Linked DNA regions of Homo sapiens: all the other regions are linked to region 2. A link is an interaction called in ENCODE POLR2A ChIA-PET data of the cell type or tissue named here. Cell type or tissue: OCI-LY7. All regions are shown on one strand.

Region 1 (2,500 bases), 340 kb before region 2:
GGTTCCGCTCTGTCATCTGTCACCCAGGCTGGAGTGCAGTAGTGCAATCAGGGCTCACTGCAGCTTTGACTTCCCAGGCTCAAGCAATCCTTGTGCCTCAGCCTCCTGAGTAGCTGGGACTACAGTTGTGCCACCACGTCCAGCTAATTTTTTCTATTTTTTGTAAAGACCCAAAGCGTTGGGATTACAGGCATGAGCCACCTCAACGGGCCTTTATTTTTTTTATTTTAATTTTTATTATTATTATTTTTGAAACGGAGTCTCGCTCTGTCACCCAGGCTGGAGTGCAGTGGCGCAATCTTGGCTCACTACATGCTCCACTGCCTCCCAGGTTCATGCCATTCTCCTGCCTCAGCCTCCCAAGTAGCTGGGACTACAGGCGCCCGCCACCACATCTGGCTAACTTTTTGTATTTTTAGTAGAGATGGGGTTTCACCGTGTTAGCCAGGATGGTCTCGATCTCCTGACCTTGTGATCCCCGCCTCAGCCTCCCAAAGTGCTGGGATTATAGGCGTGAGCCACCGCGCCTGGCCCCGGGCCTTTATTTTTATTTTTAACCTTTTGACAAGACACGCTTTCTATTAGAGCTGCTTTTTGTCTCCCTGGTTCGATTTCCTGATGTAGAATCATTGTGTTGCTGATTTTTCAGTTGAAAATGTTTAAACTGCTTCCTTTGAGAACAAGTTTGAGTTTTAGTAAGCTGTAAAGCTGTTTTATTTGATTCACTGTGAATAAGACAAGTACAAAAAAAAAAGTGAAAACACAGCACATTTCAAGTGTAATCCCCTTTGGAATTTTTCCAAAGTCTTAGTATATGTCTTTGTGACAGAAAAACATAGATGGGACAGGTAAATGAAATGTTCCTAGTTGCATAGCTGTTAACCATGCTTCAAAAATAAATCATTTTTTACCACACCTGGATTCTTTATTGTCAAATTGTCTATTAGTTTCTCCTACTGGCTTTCCCCTAGATTGGTCTGTTCTGTTAAAAATTGTGGGTTTAGACTGGGCACGATGGCTCATGTCTGTAATCCCAGCACTTTGGTGGGCTTCATGAGTTCAGGAGTTCGAGACCAGCCTGGTCAACCTGGTGAGACCCTGTCTCTACTAAAAATACAAAAATTAGCTGGGTCCGTGGTGGGGCACACCTGTAATCCCAGTTGCTCGGGAGGCTGAGGCAGGAGAATCACCTTGAACCCAGGAGGCAGAGGTTGTAGTGAGCTGAGACTGTGCCACTGCGCTCTGCACTCCAGCCTGAGCGACAGAGTGAGACTCTGTCTCAAAAAACAAAAAAAAGTAGGCGTGAAGAAGACTGAGGTTGTGGCCAGTCTCAGCAGCCGCAGTTCTGTGTTGTTCCACCTGGGGGGATGTGAGGGGCTCAAATCCACCTTTTCCAGGAGAAGCAGTGAGGCCATGGCAAGGACCTCCCTTTGCTGGATGTGCAGCAGGCAGTTCCCAAGGACACAGGCTGCTTGCCCATTTCCTAGACTTCTAAAATCCTCATTATAGAACTATGAAGCCATCTCATAGAAGCTGCTCTTCTTGTTCAAACATGCAGCAGAGCTCTCCTCGACTGATCAAACCAGAGGCTGTTGCCATCTTGGGTTTGCCCTGAGGCAGCCTTCCCAGAGGCCTCTGGAAGGGGGTTTGGGGTAGAACTGTAGAATGTCAGGGGTTGAGGAGTAGAAGCAAGACAAGCCACTCTAATTGGCATTCTTCCAAATAAAATGGATCCAGCTTTGGTTTGACATTGAGCTCAGCTGAGGAGCCATGCCCCAGCTGCGGCTGGCATGGACACAGCTCAGATGAGGCCACAGAGGCTGTGGGCTTCCGGGGAAAAAGTCCATCTATGGGGTGGGGTGGGGAGAATACCGTAGAAGTCAGGGATGGGGGGAGGGAGGCATTAAGGTAAAGAAGATACAAGCTAGGAGTGATCGGGAGTGGGGTTCTGGGAACTGGAGCAATTCCTTGGAATCACAGATCCCACCAGGAGGGATTGCACAGAGCCGGGACCAGCGGCATAATCTGTGGGACTCTATGCAAAATCAAACTGCAAGGTTCCCTGTTCAAAATGTGTAACAATTTCAAGATGTCGGCAGAGCATGAAACCAAACATGGGTTCCTTCGAAGCGTAGGGCCCTGTGCGATGGCACAGGTCACATGCCCAGGAATCTAGCCCCCCATGGAGTTACCCAAAACACAAGCAAGAGAACATTCTCAGTGCCGAGAGTATGTTCAGAACAAAACATTGACTGAAAGAAGTCAGAGGCCAAGATGCATGTGCTTCATAGCTAGAAAAGGCCATGGCGTCGGAGCAGGTGCTGGTCCCCCAGCCTCTACCTGAGGGTTTGCTTGCTGCAGCCACCTGAGGACTAAGTGGGGCTCCCTTGGCTTTCCCTGGAAGGGGCTAAAGGGGAGAAGTCAAGGGGCTTGGGCAAATCACACTCTGGATTGTCCACTTCCAAATGAGTGAGAGATGTCAGTCTGGGTAGCTCTAGAA
Region 2 (2,500 bases):
ATGCTCAGCATGTGGCAGCTGGAGAGAACAGCATCACCCTTTGTTGGCTCCTGGTTCTGGTGCCTAATTGTGTTCTAGATCTCGACAGGGCACGGCCAGTGGGGATTAAAACAGGACAGAAGATTCTCCTTTTTGCTATTTCCATTTTTTTAAAGGTTGCATTCTCAATATTCTAGTAGTCTAGCCTATCAGATCTCTGTGTGAATTTGAAAGTTAGATCGCAAAATTTCAGTCTCACACATTTTTTTTTCCATTTTAATTTTCGTTTAGGCTGTGAAACCTAGCTTAAAATAAACTTAGAGTAGTTTTTGTTTCTTACGGGAGATGGCATAGGCCTTAGATTATTTACTGTCTCTTTCTGAAGAATTTAACGCAAACATGGATATCAGACCAAATCATACAATTTATATCAACAATATGAATGACAAAATTAAAAAGGAAGAATTGAAGAGATGCCTATATGCCCTGTTTTCTCAGTTTGGTCATGTGGTGGACTTTGTGGCTTTAAAGACCATGAAGATGAGGGGCAGGGCTTTGTCATATTTAAGGAACTGGGCTCATCCACAAATGCTTAGAGACAGTCACAAGGATTTCCATTTTATGGTAAACCAATGCGAATACATATGCAAAAACAGATTTGGATATAATATCTGAAATGTGTGGCACTTTTGCTGACAAAGAAAAGAAAAAAGCCAAAACTGTGGAACAGACTGCAACAACCACAAACAAAAGGCCTGGCTAGGGAACTCCAAATTCAGCTAGTACCCAAGGAAATTCAACACCAAATCCTCAGGTCCTCGATTACCCTCCAAACTATATTTTATTCCTTAATAACTTACCAGAAGAGACTAATGAGATGATGTTATCCATGCTGTTTAATCAGTTCCCTGGCTTCAAGGAAGTATGTCTAGTACCAGGGAGGCATGACATTGCTTTTGTTGAATTTGAAAATGATGGGAAGGCTGGAGCTGCCAGGGATGCTTTACAGGGATTTAAGATCACAACATCCCATGCTATGAAGATCACCTATGCCAAGAAATAAAATTTGGGAGAGTCATCTTTAAAGGACTTGGTGTTATTTATAGTGTTTGTTTTGCTAACATTTGGTTGGGTCATTGTAATAGAGATTAGGGGAAGTGAAAGTGAAATTTTTGTGAAGGACTTAAATTATCTAGTATTTCTTTAGCCTTGGTGAATTATGAAATACGAAGGCCTTAATTTTGTACAATAAACTTTGATTTGTATTCTGTGAAAAATAAATAAATAAACTTAGAGCTACGCTTCATATGCATTCTCTGGGGATAATGCTATCAGATCAAGAATATCTTAGAGGTGTAATTGCATATATTCTCACTTGTCACCCACACCAAAGCCATGAGGTAGGTGGCACAGTTGAATCATTTTTGAACATAGAACATGCCATTTTGATTTAAAATCAAATTATGGCAACTAGAGCTGGGCATGGTGGCTCATGCTTGTAATCCCAACATCTTTGGAGGCCGAGGTGGGAGGATCACTTGAGTCCAAGAGTTCAAGACCAGCCTGGGCAACATAGAGAGACCCTTGTCTCTACAGAAAAAGAAAAAATTAGCTATGCATGGTGGCACAGCTGTAGTCCTAGCTACTTGGGAGTTGGAGGTAGGCGGATGGCTTGAGCTCAGAAGGTTGAGGCTGCAGTAAGTTGTGATCGTGCCACTGAACTCCAGCCTGGGCAACAGAACAAGACCTTGTCTCAAAAAAAGAAAAACAAAACAAAAACAAAAAACAAACAAAAACCAATAAATTGTGGCAACTAGGAAGAAAAAGGGTATGGAGAATCAATACCATTAAACATAGTCTCACTGATGACTTTTTTCCATACTTTTGGTTGAAGTATAAACATATAGATATATCATTCTAAAACCTACCATTTGTTAGGTGTTTTTTGTTCTGAGTAATCATAGCAAGCAGTTATGTTTGCAACCAACAGCCATTTGCACCTGTGCCCCCTGAGTCCCCTGTCCAGAGCCTCACCAGCAGAGCCACCTGTATTTAATACTGAAAACACTAGCTTTCCCAGCTCCCCTTATTGCCATCAGCATCTAGTTAAATCCCGGTGAATTAAACCAGAATGAAAGTCTTCCCTGGAGCTTCTGGAAAAAACCTTCTTCTTTAGTTAAAAGATCTATGCAAGGGAAAATTAGTGCCTCTTCCTTTTGGATAGAGACTGAGCTGCAGCAGTTCTCTTGCAACCTCGAAGGGACAATCCTGAGGATAAATGACAACTCACTGAAGGTAGCCGAGCAGAAAGATGACAGTCACCTGGGTTCTTTTCCACCTCATTAAGCCACTAAGCCAACACTGAAAATACCTACCTCTGGGCTTCTTGTTTTATGAGAAAACTAACATCTTTATTTTTCAAACCACATTTAGCATGATGTTACTTGCATCTAAAAGCATCCTTAATGATTCACCATATAAATGGTGTTGCTGTAGTTCACTGTCAGACTTAATTTCCTTT
Region 3 (2,500 bases), 230 kb before region 2:
TTTCTGAAAACTTCTTTTCCGGTCAACACTCTGCATTCTAGTTTCTTAGAATTCTTATTTCTATGCCTCTTATTAATGTTAGCCAAAAGGATGTAGGTGTAAAGTTATAACATTCATTCTCTCACTTGTTCCTCTGGCATCTTATTTACACTCACAGCATAATCTAAGGAGAATCTCCTTTAAATTGTAGTTTAAGCTTTTTATTCTACTTGATGAAACTTAAAAGATTCCGAATCATAGATTTGATGTTGAAAGGAGCCTTATAGATTATCTAGTCCAACACCCTTATTTAATAGAAGAAAAACATAAAGTTCAAATAATATGTCAGTAGAATCTGAATAAAAGTTTAACACAAAAAATTAGCATTATTACTTATGAATCGTAAAGTAAATGCCTACATTTATATACAGTAAATATGAACAGAGCAATTAAACAAATTTCAAGAGTAATTATTGAGGCCGGGCATGGTGGCTCAGCACTTTGGGAGGCTGAGGCGGGTGGATCACCTGAGTGAGGTCAGGAGTTTGAGACCAGCTTGGCCAACATGGTAAAACCCCGTCTCTACTAAAAGTACAAAAATTAGCTGGGTGTGGTGGTGCACACCTGTAGTCCCAGCTACTAGGGAGGCTGAGGTAGGAGAATCGCTTGAACCTGGGAGGTGGAGGTTGCAGTGGGCTGCAATCGCACCACTGCACTCTGGCCTGGGCAACAGAGACTCCGTCTCAAAAAAAAAAAAAAATAAATAAATAAATAAATAAAAAAGATTAATTATTGGGCCGTGCTTCTTTCCTGTTAAAAAACACTTATCCCTATTTCTAAGAGAGTTTACTTATATGACAGTGTCAATGTATGAGTCCATTTATTAAAGTGGATTTAAAAATTACAGAATGGCAGACAAAAAAGTTAAAACCTACTTAATCCTACATATTTATGCATTAATTATATCTTAGATTTTTTTTCTTTTTTTCATTTTTTTTGAAACGGAGTCTCACTCTGTCACTCAGCTGGAGTGCAGTGGTGTGATCTTGGCTCACTGCAACCTCCGCTTCTGCAACCCCACTTCAAGCGATTCTCCTGCCTCAGCCTCCCAAGTAGCTGGGACTACAGGCGCGTGCCACCACACCCAGCTAAGTTTTGTATTTTTAGTAGAGCCAAGTTTCACCATGTTGGCCAGGATGGTCTTGATCTCCTTATCTCATGATCCGCCCGTCTCGGCCTCCCAAAGGGCTGGGATTACAGGCGTGAGCCACTGTGCCCGGTCATATCCTAGATTTTCTAACAAAATTACGCTATCTGTGCTTCCCACGTGAGTTGATGTCCTGACCCAGTCCAAAAGACAGAAACAGCACGGACTGCTTGCTACAGCACTTAGAACAGTGCCTGGCACATGGCAGCTCCCATTGCTGCTGAACAATTACTACTCTAAATATATTCACGTTATAATAAATATAGCCATAGGAATGATTCAACCATACAGAAAAGAATCCTGCTACAAGGTGAATTATCTCACTCTACCCCTTTTATTCTGTTTTCCAGGTTTGGTTCCATGAGTAGGATCACAACCTTCACTTATTTAGGCACACCTTTCCAATCGATAATTTCTGTTATCAATTCAGAAACACTAAGATCTCAATCAACATCAGTCTGTTAGGCTCCTTGTAGGTTGCTGTTAAGCTCCTTCTAGGTTTCATTTTAAAAGGAAATTTTACACTCCAACAACTTCCAAGCTTTCATGTGAAGCAAAAATATGTTGTTTCATCTTAATTGTACTTATGTTTAAACTTAAACTCTTCCAATACTAGTTTCCCTCCTCAACTTTCCATTTTTGTCAGAAATAGCAATTTCTTTTCAGCCTGCAAAGTGAAGTTACCTTAACTCTTCTCTCTTCTCTTTCTTTACCTTTACCCAACTCCTTGAAATCGCATCCATTTTGTAATTAACATTCCTTAAAATACAACTTCTAAGACTCTCCTCAATGGTTATTACAGTCAATACAGTCCACAATTACTTCCATAGTTCTGAAATAAAATGTCAGGACAAGATTTTTCCACGAAGCTTCATATGGAAACTCATTTGGTGGTGGCAAAAATCTGAGTTGAACCGATGTAAGGTTATTTACAGGCTTGATTTAGCCCACTTACTGTGAATATTTTCACCTTCACTGCAGAGATACTAGTGTCTAGTTACAGGATGATACCTCAGACCTTGCTGGGAGAGTTATGTAATATACAATATACACGTTACCTTTCCCAAATCCAAAAATGTTTGAATCCCAAAACACAGCTGGCCTCAGGGTTTCAGATAAAGCATTGTGGACCTGTATAATATTATTCTAGGAATCCTAATTTAGGCACCCTATACTTAACTTTCTTCCTGATACTCTCTCTTACCTGACTCCATGCATCTCAGCTCCCATACCACCAAGTTCTATTATTTTTTCTTTCCAATATCTCCTGCAATTTTACTCTATCTCTAACTGCTTACCACCCTATCCCTATCA

The links. Peaks named below come from ENCODE experiments on the same cell type or tissue, not always from the same donor. Only the 100,000 strongest peaks of a DNase experiment are listed, where the experiment ranks them.
Region 1: POLR2A ChIA-PET joins it to region 2 with 5 read pairs; 3 of 35 experiments call an interaction of 5 or more read pairs at or near these places.
Region 3: POLR2A ChIA-PET joins it to region 2 with 5 read pairs; 5 of 35 experiments call an interaction of 5 or more read pairs at or near these places.

Annotation. Positions count from the first base shown.
Region 1 is chr6:149,446,043-149,448,542 of GRCh38, reverse strand. It overlaps ZC3H12D (zinc finger CCCH-type containing 12D), which reads left to right. Exons shown (of 6, transcript NM_207360.3): 6 at 1-1,748. Among named protein-coding and RNA genes, the nearest start is that of ZC3H12D, 38 kb to the left of the region's middle. In OCI-LY7, no CTCF peak of the experiment used is centred here; no DNase peak of the experiment used is centred here.
Region 2 is chr6:149,110,551-149,113,050 of GRCh38, reverse strand. It overlaps the pseudogene LOC729200. Among named protein-coding and RNA genes, the nearest start is that of UST-AS2, 79 kb to the right of the region's middle. In OCI-LY7, CTCF peaks have their summits at 1,208 and 1,410; DNase peaks (open chromatin) are centred at 1,140, 1,990 and 2,300; H3K4me3 peaks cover 1,644 bases; H3K27ac peaks cover 2,157 bases.
Region 3 is chr6:149,337,845-149,340,344 of GRCh38, reverse strand. All of the region lies in intron 1 of TAB2 (TGF-beta activated kinase 1 (MAP3K7) binding protein 2), which reads right to left. Among named protein-coding and RNA genes, the nearest start is that of TAB2, 21 kb to the right of the region's middle. In OCI-LY7, no CTCF peak of the experiment used is centred here; no DNase peak of the experiment used is centred here.